Regions from separate parts of the Homo sapiens genome. Here region 1 is linked to region 2. A link is an interaction called in ENCODE POLR2A ChIA-PET data of the cell type or tissue named here. Cell type or tissue: GM12878. All regions are shown on one strand. Region 1 overlaps MLLT3 (MLLT3 super elongation complex subunit). Region 2 overlaps FOCAD (focadhesin).

What was found. ChIA-PET counts read pairs that join two places held together with the same protein. Peaks named below come from ENCODE experiments on the same cell type or tissue, not always from the same donor. Only the 100,000 strongest peaks of a DNase experiment are listed, where the experiment ranks them.
Region 1: POLR2A ChIA-PET joins it to region 2 with 5 read pairs; 2 of 35 experiments call an interaction of 5 or more read pairs at or near these places.

What each region holds. Positions count from the first base shown.
Region 1 is chr9:20,594,037-20,599,036 of GRCh38, reverse strand. The region is part of intron 2 of MLLT3 (MLLT3 super elongation complex subunit); the gene reads left to right. Among named protein-coding and RNA genes, the nearest start is that of MLLT3, 26 kb to the left of the region's middle. In GM12878, no CTCF peak of the experiment used is centred here; no DNase peak of the experiment used is centred here; H3K27ac peaks cover 925 bases.
Region 2 is chr9:20,708,691-20,713,690 of GRCh38, reverse strand. The region is part of intron 1 of FOCAD (focadhesin); the gene reads right to left. Among named protein-coding and RNA genes, the nearest start is that of MIR491, 4.9 kb to the left of the region's middle. In GM12878, no CTCF peak of the experiment used is centred here; no DNase peak of the experiment used is centred here.

The sequences.
Region 1 (5,000 bases), 110 kb after region 2:
ACCGCGCCTGGCCTACTCAAAGAAAATTCTAATGATTTGAGTCCTCTGGATACGTGGAAATTTGGCACATCTCTTAATCATTGAATATTGTGCTTTTCCCTTTAATTTTTGTTTCCCTTTCTTAACCTAATCAGAAGCCTAAAGCAGCAGAATAGGGTTTGAGGAAAGTAACTCTAATTTGGAAAAGAAAATTGGAAACTTATGTTGTGATTTGCTTAAATTGATTAGCATTGCCACCAGGTTTTCTGGACAGCTTTTGAGTGAATCACCTTTATTTGGTTTCACTTAAATAGCTCAGCACTTCATAAAGGTAGTTTTAGAAGTGTACTGTCTATCAGGTAAATTAGCTAAAACTTAGATGGATTCAGTTTACTGATCATCACTTCTGGTAATTAGATAACTTTATTTTGTTTTGTGTCATTTGTCTTATATACTGTCTGAGCAGTGCTTCACTGAAGGCTGTAGTGTCCTCACCTAAAGAATGACTAATGGCAACTGTTAGAATGATAAAAGCAAAACTAAAGCCATTTTTGAGAACTTACAGGTTGGATGGTTATTGGGGTGGGATGGAAATGCCTTATGTTGCACATCCTACTTCTCTTCCAAATTTACACATCTAGTTAGACATATGGCTTCTCTGCCCTCAGAGACTCATATGTGGGGCGAAGGGGAGATAGATTTGTAAGTGGATAAATTTCAGTGTAATTTAAATAAGTTATAGTTTGGTAGGAACGGAGTTTTTTGGGAACATAAAGTGGTAAGTAGAGATTGAAGATGAGCACAGTAATGTTTCCATTTATATAGCAGATGTTTGAACCTGAATCTTTCATATTTTATATCATTTTTGGTTTCTACAGCATTTTATGTTGGTTTGCTTCTCTTTTCAGAGACTGTTTATGACCCAACTTGAACAATGTAATGAAATTCTTCTTTAGCTCAAGCTGTTATGAATCCAAAAATAGATCTGGGCTAAGATTAGACTTTGTGGCACAAATTGTGGTTTGTTAGGTTGTGGCTGTCTTTCTTCCAACAAATAAATGTAAATTAACAATTATTTAGAAGTAAAGCAAATGTTGCTGAGACAGAAACAGGACCTGGTTGATTTTAAATGGTGCTTTGGAACACTAAGCAGATATCTAAGTTTAAAGAACTATTTGGAAAAAAATTGTTTTAGTTAAAAAATATTAGTAAGCTTCTATAGAATGGCAGAATTGGTGACTGCAGTTCTATAGGAACCTTACTTATTGTAATCTCTTACTCCTTTTATTTTCCATTTCTTTTTGTTTCTCTTCTGAAAATTCAAAAGCATGAAATAGGCTTCACAGAAAGAAAAAACAAAGCTAGTAATTACAAGACGCTAAAACTTTCTTATCTTATTGGTCAAGTGCAATACATGACACCACTCTGCAGTAATACTGGTGTTCAGAAGAGTTATGGAAGAATCTAGTAATAAACATAGTAAGAAGAAGGAGGGATGAACCTCATTTGTATGGTTGAAAAGTAGATGGTCTTCTGAGGCTCTTAACAGTATATGAAGGTAAATTTGTTGTAAAGGAAATCTTATTCAGATTTTTAATATGATGTCTATACAAATTACTTGTGGGACAAGGATGATCTATTTCTGCAGTAAGACCTCTAGCTCCTTATGGACAGGATTTTTTTTTTTTTTAAGTCACTGTGTTACTCAGACCTTTGCACATAAGTGGTATTAAATAACAACTTTATAGTAAGACACCTTTGTAAGGCCCTAGATAAATAAAAGTACTTCAGTGGCCTACTGTGTGCCAGGCTGAGTACTGGGTACTCTCCAATAATTACCTTATTAGTCTAATGATCCCTATGAATTGAGGTACTACCTGTACTATCCCCATAATGGATGAATTTATCAAGGTTATAGCATACAAGATTAGTATAAAAAGATAGTATTTCTACGTACTTGCAATGAACAATCTGAAAATGAAATTAAGGAAACAATTTTATTTATAATAGCATCAAAAAGAGTAAAATACTTAGGAACACATTTAACAAAACAGATGTGAAATTTGTGCTGTGAAACTACAAAACATTGTTGAAAGAAATAGAGGACTATTTAAATAAATGAAAAAATATTCCATGTTCATGGATTGGGAGACTTAATATTACGATGGCAATACTCCCCCAAATTGCTTCAGGTTACATACAGTCCCTATCAGTCAGAACTCCAACTGGCTTCTTTGTAAATTGACAAGCTGATTTAAAATTAATGTGTAATTGCAAGGGACCCATAATAATATTTTGTGAGTGAGACTACATTTTTAATGTTTTCAAGCAGCTTATTATTTTATTTTATTTATTTATTTTTTGAGATGGAGTCTTGCTTTGTGGCCCAGCCCAGGCTGGAGTGCAGTGGCACATCTCAGCTCATTGCAACCTCCAGCTCCTGGGCTCAAGCGATTCTCATGCCTCAGCCTCTCAAGTAACTGGGACTACAGGCATGCACCACCATGCCCAGCTAATTTTTTGTATTTTTAGTAGAGACAAGGTCTCACCATGTTGGCCAGGCTGGTCTTGAACTCCTGACCTCAGGTGATCCGCCTGCCTTGGCCTCCCAAAGTGCTGGGATTATAGGCGTGTGCCACCATGCCTGGCCAGAGCTTATTATTTTAAATGAAAACTGCAAATCAGTTTTTAAAAATCAGTCATGAAAATAGGGACGTCTTAAATCAGGGTACTCCTATACATTTAATTAAATGCCATAGTTTTCCTGGTAATTCAGTGTTTTGGGGTAGGTTTAAAGCTTTATAAATTTAATTCCGCAAGCTTTTATTCAGCATTTATTTTTTGTAGTCAAGAAAACATGCTATAAGAAAGTTCAATGGAGGCAATTCCTGATACAGAATTATCTGGTGATAAAAGCTTATAAAATAGTTTTATAAGTTTTTCAAGTTTTCCCTTAAGCCTGCCCATAATTTAAGCTTGTGACTTTTTATATTGTCTTTCATGGCTAGGTTTGTTTATACCCTGCAGCAGTACTGTCTAAAACAATAGCCACTAGACATATGTGGCTTTTAAAATTTAAATTATTTAAAATAAAACATTTAATTCCTCAGTCACTTGCCACATTTGAGGACTTAACAGTCATGGGTAGCTAGTGGCTGCCGTATTGGACAGAGCTAGGTAGAGAAATGGTAACAGATTTCCCGGACTTCTTTTTACAGTGGGATTCAGATAGTATATGTGCTTTTGTGAGGGATAAAAAGTAGAGGAAAAGAATCTGATAAGACTTTTTATATAAAATCGTGTCTTTCTTTTTTTGTGGTTACTGCTACTAGCATTATGACACTTTGTATCTTTCAAACGTCATGTGCTACAATAATCTTTTCTCTAATGGTCTTAGCATCTACTGCTGATCTTTTTTTGATGAGCTTGAATTAACTATTTTATTGGGGTTGCAAATTGGTGATTTTCCTTCTTTGATAACGCTTATGTTTCAAATGATAGATACAGGATCTATTCTATTTTTCCTGTTTATGGTTTTGACAAAATTTTATATTGTGACAAATGTTTCCTGTGTCTGATTTTATGGATAACTTAGTGAAGTATGTGGTAATATAAAATTATAATATAAATTATAAAGTAATATAACCTTATTTTTCCAGTAATTTTTATTTTATTTTATTGTTTTTTGAGATAGGGTCTTGCTCTGTCACTCAGGCTGGAGTGCAGTGGTATGTATGAAGACGATTCACTGCTGCCTCAGTCTCCTGGGATCAAGCGATCCTCCTGTCTCAGCCTCTTGTGTAGCTGGATCCACAGGCACACACCTCCATGCCTGGCTAATTTTTTCTTTTCTTCTTCTTTTTGTAGAGATGGAGATCTCACTTTGTTGCCTAGGCTGGTCTTGAACTCCTTGGCTCAAATAGTCCTCCCGAATTGGCCTCTCAAAGTGCTGGGATGACAGTTGTGAGCCACGGCACCCTGCAACCCCCATGCCCAGTAATTTTTTTTTTAAGTGAAAGTAAGTTTATTAGAGAAGTAAAGAAACAAAAGAATGGCTACTCCATAGGCAGAGCAGCAGTATGAGCTGCTGTTTGGACATTTTTATGGTTATTTCTTGATTATATGCTAAACAAGGGGTGGATTATTCATGAGTTTTATGGGAAGGGGCTGGGCAATTCCTGGAACTGAGGGTTCCTCTCCTTTTTGGACCATACAGGGGAACTTCCTGACATTGCTGTGGCATTTGTAAACTATCTTGGCATTGGTGGGAGTGTCTTTTACCATGCTAATGCGTTATAATTAGCATATAGTGAGCAGTGAGGATGACCAAAGGTCACTTTCATCGCCTTCTTGGTTTTGGTGGGTTTTGGCGGGTTTTGGCTGACTTCTTTACCTCAGTCTGTTTTGTAAGCAGGGTCTTTATGACCTATGTCTTGTGCCAACCTTTTGTCTTATCCTGTGACTAAGACTGCCTTAATCTTCTGGGAATGTAGCCCAGTAATTCTCAGCCTTATTTTACCCAGCCCCTATTCAACATGGACTTGCTCTGGTTCAAACACCTCTGACATATTGCCCCCCTCCCTTTTATAAGAGAACCCTTAATCCTAAGGGTTGAAGAGGGATGAAGATCCATCTTCTGTAACTTCTTCAGGCTGAATAGAGGTGATAATATTCCTGCCTATTAGGGTCTCTTGTATTCAGGGTAGAGAGGAGCTCAGTCAGAAAGCATTAGTATGTCGAGGAGCACTCATAACTCTTGAGTTCCAACGAAAGGTGATATCTAGAAGATTAATAAATGTTTAATTTAAGAGAACATTGGTTGGGCACGGTGTCTTATACCTGTAATCCCAGCACTTTGGGAGGCCGAGGTAGGCGGATCATTTGAGGTCAGGAGTTCGAGACCAGCTTGACCAATATGGTGAAACTCTGTCTCTACTAAAATACAAAAAATTAGCCAGGTGTGGTGGTGGGTGTCTGTAATCCCAGCTAATTGGGAGGCTGAGGCAGGAGAATCGCCTGAA
Region 2 (5,000 bases):
TGCCTATTGTGTGTCCAGCACAGTTCTAGGTGCTTGAGTTATATCAGTGAACAAAATAGGCAAAAAATCTCTGCATTTATGGAGCTTACAGTCTAGTAGAAAGCAGCAGATAATTTTTTAAACAAATAATACATAAAATATGTTAGAAGATGGTAAGTGCTAATTAAAAAAAAGTGAAGCAGAATAAAGGAGATGAGAAATGGGAGAAGTGCACACTTTCCATTTTAAATATGGTAGTCCAGGTCAGTCTCTTCTAGAGAGGGTGGCATGTGAACAGACTTAAAGGAGGAAAGGAAGTTAGATTAGCCAAACAGATATCTAGGCGGAAGAGTGTCACAGGCACAGGAAAAAGCCCTAAGCTAATAAATTGCTTAAGCCCTGTCTTAGGAAGAATAAAGAGATGTGCATACAGCAGAGTGAAGGAGGAAAAGAATGGTAAATCAGGTCAAAGGATCAATGAGAAGCCAGGTCATAAAAGGCCTTGTAGGCCACTACAGGGACTGACACACTTATCCTGAGTGAAATGGAAAGCTACTGCACAAAGAGGCAGTAGGATTTCAATAGAATCACTTGGGGTACCAAGTGGTCACATTCTGGATATATTTGAAGGGAAAGCCAATGTGGCTGCTAATGGATTGGATAAGAGCACAGAAGAAAGGGCCAGGCATGGTAGCTCACACCTGTAATCCCAGCACTTTGGGAGGCTGAGGCAGGCAGATCACCTGAAGTCAGGAGTTCGAGACTAGCCTGGCCAACATGGCGAAACCCTGTCTCTACTAAAAATACAAAAATTAGCCAGATGTGGTGGTGTGCACCTATAATCCCAGTTACTCAGGAGGCTGGGATAGGAGAATCACTTGAACCCGGGAGGTGGAGGTTGCAATAAGCCGAGGTTGTGCCACTGCACTCCAGGCTGGGTGACTGAGTGAGATTCTGTCAAAAAAAAAAAAAAAAAAAAAAGAATATAGGAGAAAGGAGTCAAGGATGACTCCAAGGTTTTTAATCTGAGCAACTTTTTTTTTCTTTTTTGTGAGACAGAGTCTCACTCTGTCACCCAGGCTGGAGTGCAGTGGTGCGATCTCAGCTCACTAACCTCCGCCTCCCAGGTTCAAGCAATTCTCCTGCCTCAGCCTCCCGAGTAGCTGGGATTACAGGCACCCACCACCACTGGGCTCAGCTAATTTTTGTATTTTTAGTAGAGACAGGTTTCACCATGTTGGCCAGGCTAGTCTCGAACTCCTGACCTCAAGTGATCCGCCCGCCTCGGCCTCCCAAAGTGCTAGGATTACAGGCGTGAGCCACCATGCCCAGCTTGAGCAACTTTATTTTTTATCTCAATTCCTTTGGCCATTTTACACATGGAACAATATAATTTCTATGTTACTTCTTACCACGGCGTTTTTTTACTAAAAAGAAAAGATAGAGCTGCCATCACCTGACATGGGGAACCAAGTTTTGTGAGGAAGACAAAGAATTCCATTTTGGACAGTTAAGTTTTAGATGCCTCACAGGTATCCCAAGGGGAAATGTCTCGTAGAAAGTCGAATACAGGAATCTAAACTTGGAGGGAGAGATCGTAGTGGAGATATAAATAATGTTGCATATTATTAAAGAACATAAGAGGGTCTAATACAAGAAGTCTATTTAACTTTGCTTAACCCAGAATTTATCAAATCTATCTGGCCATGCAACAATGGAAATACCTGCTAACCATCTATACTATCAGTCTGTCCTGGGATACACACTGGGAAACACTGTTTTACTGACTCCTCCTGTTCCTCTGTCCACTCTGCTCCTCGAGTGCTATCTTCCCTCCTGGAGGCACTCCCCAGCCACTCTGCCTTGTGCTGTTGTCCCTCCATACAAACTCTCCCACAGCTATCAGTCGTCATCTGGCACAGATCTCCAAACGCTTCCATACTTTCTCTTAGGAGGCTCTAAAACACCAGAAATTAGGGACATCAAAAACAAAACACATATTTCCTTTCAAAAAACTGTCACTTCAGTTCATTTTACCCCAGTTATCCTCTCACAATTTCGTTCACCACCACTCTCTAAATCCAGTCAGCCACAAAATCGGCTTCCTTCTTTCCAGCACCTCAGAGGTTACTATTCCTCTTCATTCTACACTCATCATCTTAGTTCCTCATGGCAGGCTTACTCCAGTAACTGCTTAGTCTTGGGGCTCTCCATGCTGAGTTAGTACACTGCTGTCAGATTAGCTGTACTGAAATGCTGTTCCCATCATATCATTTCCCTGTGAAATTTTCATAGCGGGTTTTCAATTGTTTGTTGGATTAAATGCAAATCCTGATGCCTAGCTTTTATGCCTTCCTATCAACAGTCTTACCCATTCAACTTCATTTTCACTGCTGTAATTCTAATCTAGCTAAAACAGTTTCCAAAATGGTCCCACATGTTCAAAATCTGCTCAATCCTACAGGATTTCATTTCTTCTCTCCCACATAAAATGTCTCCTATATGCTTCCACTGCTTAAATATTAAACTCCTTTCATAGCACATCTCTGTTAAGCCTCTTCCAACTAGCTACATCTAACAGTAATCATATTGCTTTATATTCAGTGTTACTGCATTTTGGTCTGAGGCACATGTAACTATTTGTATCAGGACTAGAAATCTTTTTTCTGTAAAGGGCCAGAGAGCAACTACTCAAGTCTGCCATTGTAGCATGAAAGCAATAGGCAATACATAAATAAATGACTATAGCTGTGTTCTGATCAAACTTTATTTACAAAAAGAAGTGGGTGGCCCATAGTTTGCTAACTCCCAGTACATAAAACTATTTTTAAATTAATTTACAAAATTTCTTGACATAATTCCTACAATTAACATTCAAATTTGGCCCTGTGCTCCCAGGCAGCTAGGGTAAATAAACAAAATAAATGATACCTCTTTTATAATCTAAAAGGTAAGAAAATATCCTTTATCAAAGAAAACAAACATTTTTGTGACCTTAAACTCTGAAGGAAATTTCTTACATTGGGCTTTATAAATGGAATATAGAGTGATATAATATGCAATATTCTCAATAACAAAAGCAAAAGGAAATGTTATATTATTATTTTTTTTTTTTGAGACAGAGTTACGCTTTTGTTGCCCAGGCTAGAGTGAAATGGCGTGATACCAGCTCACTGCAGCCTCCACCTCTGGGTTCAAGCAATTCTCCTGCCTCAGCCTCCAGAGTAGCTGGGATTACAGGTGCCCGCCACCACGCCTGGCTAATTTTTTGTATTTTTAGTAGAGGAGGGGTTTCACCATGTTGGCGAGGCTGGTCTCAAAATCCTGACCTCAGGTGATCTGCCCATCTCGGCCTCCCAAAGTGCTGCGATTACAGGTGTGAGCCACCGTGCCCAGTAATATTACTTTTTAAGCAAACCCTGGATAAAGCCACAGGCAAAATGTAACATGTTATTCAGCAAAAAAAAAAAAAAAAAAAAAAATCTCAGCTACTGGGATCCAAGTACAGAGTTTTCTGATGATCTAATCTAACTCAACAGAAGGCTGACTTTACAGTATCCACAGAAGCAGGTAAGATTATTGATATGTCACAGAATATAATTACTCAAATATCAATGGTGATAGAACTATACAGAAGAAGATGTGGGGCTATGCACTCTGATCCAGGCCCAGAATGCTGTAATTCCAGTATGTCTTTGGGGACCAGGTGAGCAGCTGGGTAGGCTAATAGCTTATTATAGAAGTGAAGAAGCTGAGCCATCCAAAAAGATGACCTTGTTTTCAGGAGGTGGGCCACTGTGGAAAAACAGTGTTGTTTTTATCTAAATTACCTAAGTACAGATGACAAATACCAAAGATTACAAAAGACAGCCCTAATTTCAGTGTGACACCTCAGAGAATGAATATGTTTTTTAAATCTATAGTAACTTTACCTTTCCTAACAAATGGCCATTAAGCATTCTCAAAACCACTACCCAAGCTGCAATATGACTTTACATCATTCTTGATTTGCTATCACTGGGCTACAAATTGCAAGTGTCTTTCATTTGCTGAAGACTTATATTTCAAGGTTAATCACAAACATTGGCCTTTTCTAGGTATAAAACATCATATCCTCTTAGGGAATTTCAAAAAACAGTACACATGGTCACTTTAGCATTGGCAAGTGTAGTACGTGTCCTACTTTTTTTTTTTTTTTTTTTTTTAAGAGACAGAGACGGTTTCACTTTGTCACCCAGTCTGGAGAGCAGTCTACGTTATTTTCAAACTCAATTTCCTTTGGGTATTTTATACATTAAGGAAAAACAATTTATATATTACTTCTTGTCATGCCATTTTACTAAAAGGAAACCAGTAACAATATAATCCATAAACCACATGCTACAAAAATGCATGTTTGATTTTCAAAGATTTATCTCCAACCTTTCAATATGCCTTTTTTGTCTGTCTAAACCTAAATCAGAAAGAGAATTTTTAATGAAGTCTTTAAGTTCCCAGTGAATCAAAACAGTTGTTTAATATAAGCAATTATCACATTATCTGCCAAGGTAGTTCAGCCCCTAAGAATACTTCCAAGAAAATTAATCTATCAATTGCACTAATAAAAGAGCAGTAGATAAAACACTTTGGGTTTTCAACTTTCTCAATAGTTTCTCTAGGATATTGTACAACTATGTATCACACAAAAGTACTTAATGTCAAACCTCAAATAAAGGACACAATCTTAAAAGCAAGAGGAAATCTAACAATTATGAAAACCCAGCAGAGACAATAACTGATATACAAGGTAGTTGGAGGAGGAGGGTCCAATGATGACGAAGACAGACATTTGACTTTGAGCACTCTTGACTACCAAATTTCTATATAGGAACGGCTCAAGGGCAGTCATATGGCTGAAACTCAGGGCTAAACAGAATTTTTTTTTTTTTCCTTAAGAGACAGGGTCTCTCACTCTGTCACTCAAGCTGGAGTACAGTGACACAATCATAGGTCACTGCAGCCTCAAACTCCAGGGCTCAAGT